2 separate regions of the Homo sapiens genome follow, and region 2 is linked to region 1. A link is an interaction called in ENCODE POLR2A ChIA-PET data of the cell type or tissue named here. Cell type or tissue: PC-9. All regions are shown on one strand. Links, peaks and the distances in the headings refer to the core of each region. The heading gives the core; the rest is flanking DNA. Region 1 overlaps CCN2-AS1 (CCN2 antisense RNA 1). Region 2 overlaps LOC105378005 (a long non-coding RNA gene).

Region 1 (4,398 bases), core at 323-4,322:
AGAAACTCTTTGGATGATTCAAACAACTTGGTTTTTAGCATTCTAGAACATACTGGCTACCAAGTTTGCTTTTAATTTGAAAACTTGTCACCATCATGGTAGCACAGTTCACATTACAAAATGAAATGAAAGAAAACTGTCAACCCAAATATATGTAAAGTGTTAAAGTCTGTAGCATCACATTAAGTAAAATACCACCTTGGTTTCCAAGAAATACAAATCTAAAGAAAATGTGATGGACACAAGCAATCATAATTTTTTGGTTGTTTCTTTATCATTTGCATACCATATTCTTATTAGTGATAAGTTACACATTTTTCACTGAAGAAAGGAAGACTGTTAGGAACTCCCTAACTCTCCCCATCCTCCACAAATCAATGAAAACTATGAACATATAATGAAGATGAAGGGAGTAGATGCTATCAGGTGACAAAAATAAGCTGAGCATAGAATTTTGTTTTAGGTATCCTGAAAACTATGATTAAAATGCATGCCCACATTATCATCGAAGTGACAATATAAGGTATATAAGAAGCATAAGACAAATTTAAAAGTTTCATCTGTGGCCCGGCGCAGGGGCTTACGCCTGTAATCCCAGCACTTTGGGAGGCTGAGATGGGCTGATCTCTTGAGCTCAGGAGTTCGAGACCAGCCTGGGCAACATGGCAAAACCCCATCTCTACAAAAAAAAAAAAAAAAATTCTTTTAATTAGCTGGATATGGTGGTGCACACCTGTAGTCCCAGCTATCCCAGCTACTTGGGAGGCTGAGGCAGGAAGATCACTTGAGCCCAGGAGGCAGAGGTTGCAGTGAGCCAAGATCATGGCACTACATTCCACCCTGGGAGACAGAGCCAGACCCTATTTCAAAAAGAAAAAAAGTTTTCATTTGTTAAATGTCTCTATCAATCCTGAATATCTAATCTAATAAAATAAATAAATAAATAAGAGGTAGGATTTGATTTTCTCTGAGCTCTCACCTAGTTTTAACACTCTAAAACCCATGCAGAGCTGGACACTGTTATAAAATCAAACTGTGACAGGCTTTTACAGTCAATCTGAGTTGGGCTTAGTTTTGAGAGCCACTGAAGAATGGAAGAGAAGGGCAATTTTAAAACTCTAATACCTTTATGAAAGTGCTTTCATAAATATTGTCTCCTTGAGCTGCACATTAACTGTGAACAGGTGGGAAATTTCAGGCTCAGAGAGAGTAGGTGTCTTCCCTGAGGTCACTGGCAAGCAAATGGCAGGTATGGAGCTCACACCTTCACCTCCTAGCCAGTCCCCTAGGCTCCACCTAATGGTATTCCAGGGAGTTTGAAGTTGTGAGAAGGGACCTCAGGCCTCTTGGCTAGAGGTGGGAGCACATTTCCAGGGATGAATGATGGGGTCTGGCTTAATCTGCACCCCTTTCCCACCCCGCAGCAGAATCCCTAGGAATACATTCATGTATATTTCACACTAGTCCTTTCAAAATATTTATCCTTTCACTTACTTCTATTATTTGAGATAAGATAGCTAGTCCCAATTCTCTCTTCCTCCTAAACCTATTGATTGGGTGTCCCCAAATCACACATCTTAAGAAATGCTTATTTCCTCTGTTTTTCATTCCCACTCACTTAAATATCACCTTAAGTATCACCAAGGGGATGCTTCACATTTAGCCCTGATGAAGCAAGGGGCTGTAAATACTCCTGGTTGCTAAACGGTGATGAATTTGAGATTCTAACCTGTCGAGGACAGTGTAAGAGACCACCAGGCTCATTCCTACCTAGCAGCATCCTCATCTGACACTATCTTAGATGAACAAAAGCTGACTAGAGGCAACACAGGATTCTAAGTAAACTACTTTAAAAAAAAAAAGAGTCAAATTAACAAAATAAGTGAAACAAACAGTAAGTTGAAGGGATATCATCTTACAAAACAAAACTTCCTTTCTCACCCCTCTGGCCTCCAACTCTATGGACAAGCGAGGAACAGGCAAACATAAAACACAAACCACATGCAACGGCCTTGACTGCCTTCTGACAAATACCTTTGCATTAGAAAATATCCTAAGAAAGTCAGAGAACTAATTATAAGGAGGAAAAGGCATGAAGGTAATGAATGTAATTTAGATAGTAAACATCCGCGTTTATCTTCCCCGCCATGAACTCCCAGCAAGTACGCCCTCTCCTTAACCTTCATCTTAAGCAAACAGGAGGTCATGTCAGCCAAACCAGGGTCCCTGAAGATTTCAGAATAATATTTATTACTATTTTACAAAAGGCTTCTGGGATACCATTTTTTTTTGTAGAATTAATTTACATGATTGAATTTGAGGCACGCTAGAAACATCAGAAACCTCCCCCTGACCCACCATAAGGACAAATCGCTCACTGTCCAGATGCCCATATACGGCCAGACTTCCTCCTATAAGTCTGACAGCTCCGTGTATGCATTGCGTATGGGTCTTGGCTCTGAGTCACATTCCTCCGGCATGTTTCCCTGGGAGCTTTGATTTCCGCTTTGAGGGCTGGCACTGACTCCTACTTGCTCTTATAAGAAAATGTCTACAACTAAAAGTTGAAAATGTGCAAGATTCCTTCTTTAAGTACACAAACACTCCAACTCTGGCCACTTTTCTGTAGTCCTGCCAGGTTTTCTCTGTGTCTGATACCTGATCAAGAAACCTTTTTTTTTTAGGGAGGAAAAAACAACAAAAAACTTAAGGGAAGGAATGTAATACATCCACAGCTGAACATCTTACAAGACTTAACCAAACGACCAGTACAAATGATGCCCTAGTAGACACACACACATACCTTATATAGCTTGGTAAACAGGACTCAGTGGCCAGCTTAGTTAATTCCTCATTTTACCACGAGGAAAAAATGCTCTCTAAAAAGCATTTGCTAGATAAATACTTGCTTACAAGTCAAAATTAGTGCATCTTAACCATTTTGCACACAAATTCAAAGATCTTTTTCTCCCAACTCTGACCTGCTGTCAATCAAAGGGGCTGGGGTAAGTCAAAGTTGGATGAAGTTATAAGAAGCCACTATTTCCCACTTTACCGCCCAGGCACACACAAACATTTGCTGAGTCATTGATAATAGTGCAAGAATTCAGATCCCATGGCATGAATTATGGATGGAGTATCAGCCTTTCCCTTTGAGTTTCCTGGCATTTGATGGTCCATATCACAATAAAAACATACTTCTGAGTCTGTGAATGTCTTGGGTGTCTTCTCTCATTCTCTCTCTCTCTGGGTGTGTGTGCATGTATGTGTCTGTCTGTCTCTGTGTCACTCTCTTAATAATAGTCTTTTAACTCCTTCAAAAAGAGTTTTGATCATAAAGCCTCAATCTAACCTGATAATGCACAGAAACTTTTTCTTTCCTGAGATTTCATATGTTCTATATATTTCAATATGCTTATTTCCTCTTAAGCAACATTAAAATCATCTATTTGGAACTGACTATAGATTTTTTTGAGACTTCGAGGGACTATGAGAATTTTATAGTAAAACCAAATTCTTTCTTTTGACATTTTTAACAACAGAGCAGAATGGTAATATACTTATTATACACAGAGATTGAAAAAAAATCAAGAAAATCTGAAAAAAATAAAGCACCAATTCCCTGGAATTTTCATCTACTCAGCCCTCACTGAACCCTATTAAATTAAAAAAATTATGATTACTTTCATTTTTTAAACAGAAATGGGAATATGGCTCCTACGTGTGACTTCCCTGAGATCTGCGAAAGGCAGTTCCAAGAATACAACCTAGGCCATCTAACTATAACCCAGTACAACAATTTATCCCCTCCATGAATGAGTCTCCCTGCTGCAGGCATGAAGATGGTGGTAGCTTTCAGACTCTCCTGAGGATTCAGAAATTCCCCAACCCTTCTCCCACCTACCTCACTCTGCAAGCTAGGAGAGCTCACCACCAAGCCCACATCCCACCTTAGGTGAGACTCGCACTGCACATCCCTACCCTTCCCCAGCCACCACACCTTTCCAACCATTAGAGGTAGATGTAATTGGGGGTTTAGGTCTTGAAAGGTTTCACTGTGGCTTCCCACATATTTTGGACTTTTAAAATCATCCACAAGGGAAGAAAAAGTTGAGGGCCAAGTTGCCTTTAATACACATGTGGCTATTAAGTTAACTTGGAATGTTCCTTCTTTAAATAGGAACTCTTAGGCCTCTTCTTTTTGAGGAATGCTTGGAAAGGACATTAAATAACAATGACGAAAATTCTTCCTGAGCTTCAGAGGGCACCCCCACCCCTTTGCTGGCCATTCACACTATTGACATGCAACTACACTCTATAACATGTGGCTGGCTTAACGAGGTAATCGTGCACAGATGATATGCTCTATGCTGAAGTTGGAGTGGTTATATTTCTTCT
Region 2 (4,398 bases), core at 105-4,104, 550 kb after region 1:
GCTTAAGTGGAAAGGGAAAAAATTAAAGTGGTACCTGAAAAAGCCTGGATATAGTATTTGAAGCTATCAGAAATCCAGGCATCTACCCCTTCTCTCTCTCTTTCTTGTCTCTCTCTCTCTCTATCTCTCCCCACCTCCATATGCATATGAGCATATGTGTGGCCAGCAGAGAAGAATGTTATTCAATCTCAATCCCACTCCTAAATTTATTGGGTCCCAGAAAACAAATATGGCTGCTGAGGGGAGCATCTCCTGGGAGTTGTGGCATGGTTATTACAGAATTGAGATCACTATCATGTCTGTCTGCAAGTCTTTTTCTTTTTAACTTAACATTAACATTTTCCCATATCATTAACTATTTGTGAAAATATTTAATATGTGTGCTTAACAGTCTATTCTCCTCTTGTTTATGATTTAGTTTTTACCCCAATGTTTTTCTAGTATTATATAAATAATACTATGTTGAACATGCTTAGACTTATTTTTGTGCCCATACATATTTCCTTAGGACAAGTTCATAGACATGAAATTACTAATTCCTAAGGATCTGGAATTTTTAGCTGTCTAATGGTGAAAATTCTTAAACTACTACTGTTTATAAAATATCACTTATAAATACAGTCTTTCTTAAAACAAGAATATTCAATATATTCATTCTCTTGCACACACAATGAAATTATTGCATTAGTTAGGAATTGTAATTTAGTGCAAGTTGATATAGTTTTCTCTTTTGAATTGAATAATATTTTAGATTTGAGGTAGTGTTTTTATGTTGTAAGTATGACAAATATCAAAAGCTGAAGCCATTCGTTTATGTACTTTTTAAAATGTTGGAGTAAATTCTTTTCTTTTCTAGACTTTGCTGTAAGTATCTGCAAATACAATGCCACATTAGTCTGTGACGATGCTTAGCTTAGCTTTGAGAAAGCATCTTCTGGAGTAAAGCAAATTTTGTTTAAGATGGAGTTTACAGTGCCTAAGAGAATAAATGATTCACACATTTGGAAATATAAATACTTCAAGCAAGATCTATCACAAGGCACATACAAGCCCCAAAGGCAAGCTCCGTATGTTCAGGAGAGAGCACTGCTACCAGTGGATTGTTATTCTAATGAACCACTTAGTGAACAATACTGTAATCATTTGCTGACACCTCATATTTCCCCAACTAGAGAGGTATCCTGCCTTGTCTATCTTTCTTATCCTTGCAACTACAGTGGGAATTCAATATGTGTTTGTTGAATTGAATGGTGGGGCAATAAACAGATAGATCTATGAAGGGATGGTAATCATTCATGAGGACCTAGGTAGTGCTCCACAGTGAGCTGAATGGCCACTGAATTGCTCAGGTTCAGATATAGAGAGGAAACCTCGAAGAGAAAGAGGAAGTCAGTGCCACATCTTCCAAACCATTCCTCCCACCTTTGATCTCAGTGGTGGAAGCCCAGTGGATTCTTCTTGCACACTGTACAGATAAAACCAATTCACTGCACAGATAAAAACTGAGACAGCAGTGTTACAGCAGAGAAAGAGTTTAATTATCACAAGGTAGCCCAGCAACAGGACAGGAGATTTTTCTCAAATCCACCCCCTCAAGAGATCAGAGCCTAGAGTTCTTAAAGATAATTTGGTGGGCAGTAGGTTAGAGAATGCTGCTAAGTGGTTGGGGATGAAATAGGAGTGTCCAAGCTGTCTTCCCATGCTGAGTCAGTTTCTGGGTATGAGTCATAGGTCTGGGTGGTGTCAGTTGGTCTGCCAGAATGGAAAAATCTGAAAAACATCTCAAAGACCAATCTTTAGGTTTTGACAATAGAGATGTTATCTGCAGGAGCAATTGGGAAAGTTACAGATCATGTTACCTCTGGGTACATGACTGAGCAGTAAGCTATTATAGAAAAGCAATCTAGGGGATAATGGCTGGTTATCATTTAACTAGCCTACATTTTAGCAGAATTCAGCCCTTTCCATAATCCTAAACTTGTGGCCTTTCATTAGTCTTACAAAGGCAGTTTCAGTCCCCAGAGGGGGTCAGTTTGGGGAGGGACTATTATCATCCTTGCTTCAAAGTTAAACTACAAGCTAAATTTCTCCATAGTTAGCTTGGCCTAAACCCAGGAATGAGCAAAGACAGCTTCTGAGGTTAGAAGCAGGATGGAGTCAGCTATGTCAAATTTCTCTCTCAGTCATAATTTTTGCAAAGGTGGTTTCATTGGAAGGAATCAACTATGCTACTAATAGGACTGGTAGAAACTAAATTTCTCCACATCCTCTGTATATCTGTTATATTACACAGACTTACATTGTGTATTTGTTTATTTATAGTGCCGGTGAAAAAAGTCAGGCTCTGGATACAGCAATGTAATCTTTAACCTCTAAGGCTCTAAGCTTCATTGCAAAATGGGGATAATGGTGGCACCGACCTCAAAGTGCTCTGAAGATTGAATAGGAGAAACATATAAAGGACTCAGCTTTGTGCCAGGCCCATAGAGAGCCATCAGCAACCATTGGCCTTCATGATGCTGAGAATGTTAAAGCAACCTAAATATGGCCTGAGAAGGACTCTGTACTTCTGTATTTGAGTCCTGGTGGATGAACTGTAACCTAGCTTAATAGGCAGACAAAATTGAAAAGCTAACTTAGTGGTATGCTGTAACAATAGCTATGTCTTGGCCAATCCCAGTGGCCATACTTCAATTCATACACTGCTGAGCATTCAAACTGTGTTCAAATAAGGCATACACCGAGCTGTAAACAACGCAGCCATTCTGTACTTCACTTCCAATTTCTGTATGTCATTTCCCTTTTTCTTGTCTATAAATCTTCTTCCACCATGTGACTACGCTGGAGCCTCTGTGAATCTGCTGATTCTGGGGGCTGCCCAATTCACAAATCGTTCATTGCTCAAATTAAACTCCTTTAAATTTAATTTGGCTGAAATTCTTCTTTCATCAAGAATTAATGTGGTCCTTGCTCTACCAGTTACTACACATTCAAAGTTTGTAAAATACTTTCAGCTTTTGTCAGGTTAAAATCCCATACTGACTCAACTGAAGGACATAGATCAAAAATGGAAATGCCATTTGATAAATGTGCTTGTCTAAAATTCATGAAATGCTAAAAATTAACTTCTTAAAAATCCAACATTTCTTTGTGACTAGATTCAGAAATTCACCCAAGGTAGAATAAAAACCTCTAGAAAGGTAAAGTACCCAGGGAATATTTCCTGCCCCTAAATCTTTTTTCTTCTTTTTTTCTTTTTTTTTCAGAAAAAGTCTCGCTCTTGTCCCCCAGGCTAGAGTGCAATGGCGCAATCTTGGCTCACTGCCCCCTCGGCCTCCCAGGTTCTAGCAATTCTCCTGCCTCAGCCTCCTGCGCAGCTGGGATTACAGGCGCCTGCCACCACACCCAGCTAATTTTTGTATTTGAAGTAGAGATAGGGTTTCACCATGTTGGCCAGGCTTGTCTTGAACTCCTGACCCCAGGTGAGCCGCCCCCCTTGGCCTCCCAAAGTGCTGGATTACAGGCATGAGCCACCGTGCCCGGCCTCCTGCCCCTAAATCTTTTGAAGAACACTACAGCTTTCCCATTTTGTTTACACCTATACTCCCTAATACCATTATTTGCTTTTACACATAGCTATCCTATTTTTTTTTTAATAAAAAGGTAAACCTCTACTGCTCCCATATTTTAACCAATAGCTTATTGGATATTCTGTGTAAAGTCTATATCAATTTCCTTCTTAATGAAATATGAATCTGGGCTTCTAAGGCAAATAGTGGTGGGCTACTCTCCTGTTAGTGGCACCCCATGGAAAAAATTTCTAAGGGCAAAGTGAATGAATCAAGGTCGTCAACAGTTTTACTGATCTTTACTCATCTTTTGATGCCATGGACTGGTACCAAGTATGAGCTAAGCTCTTTGAATTCAAAACATAACCCCAGCTATTGATTTTAATAGAGAACTAGCTCCTTATCATTAAACGTGTGAGGGTCTGTGGGAACCTTGTTTATATGGGTCTGATAACAGTGCTTACTGGAATTATAAGGGGCATGCCCTGACCCCCTGCACACAAAGAGTTTCAGATTACTTTTGGGTAAATTGAATGCATAAAGAAGAAAACAATAAGCATTCCTCCATGCGCAGGCAACGTGATTCATGGCCTCACAACAGTAATTATAACAGAGCCTGGCCTTGCTGTCTATTTATAGTACTATCAGAAATAAGAACTGGAGCTCAATGTTTTCAAAACAAAAGCTATAATTTTTGAAAATGACTTTTAACATTATATTTGAGAATACAACTTTCTCCGTTAACTAAGGGTACATTTTACAGTACCAAAAGTACTGTAAAAGAAGTTATATTAATTAGATTTTATCCTTCTGAGAGTACTTTAGTGGG

The links. Peaks named below come from ENCODE experiments on the same cell type or tissue, not always from the same donor. Only the 100,000 strongest peaks of a DNase experiment are listed, where the experiment ranks them.
Region 2: POLR2A ChIA-PET joins it to region 1 with 11 read pairs; 1 of 35 experiments calls an interaction of 5 or more read pairs at or near these places.

What each region holds. Positions count from the first base shown.
Region 1 is chr6:131,952,965-131,957,362 of GRCh38, reverse strand. All of the region lies in intron 2 of CCN2-AS1 (CCN2 antisense RNA 1), which reads right to left. Among named protein-coding and RNA genes, the nearest start is that of CCN2, 3.8 kb to the right of the region's middle. In PC-9, for the core only: no CTCF peak of the experiment used is centred there; no DNase peak of the experiment used is centred there; H3K27ac peaks cover 471 bases.
Region 2 is chr6:131,398,027-131,402,424 of GRCh38, reverse strand. All of the region lies in intron 3 of LOC105378005 (a long non-coding RNA gene), which reads left to right. Among named protein-coding and RNA genes, the nearest start is that of ARG1, 170 kb to the left of the region's middle. In PC-9, for the core only: no CTCF peak of the experiment used is centred there; a DNase peak (open chromatin) is centred at 1,784.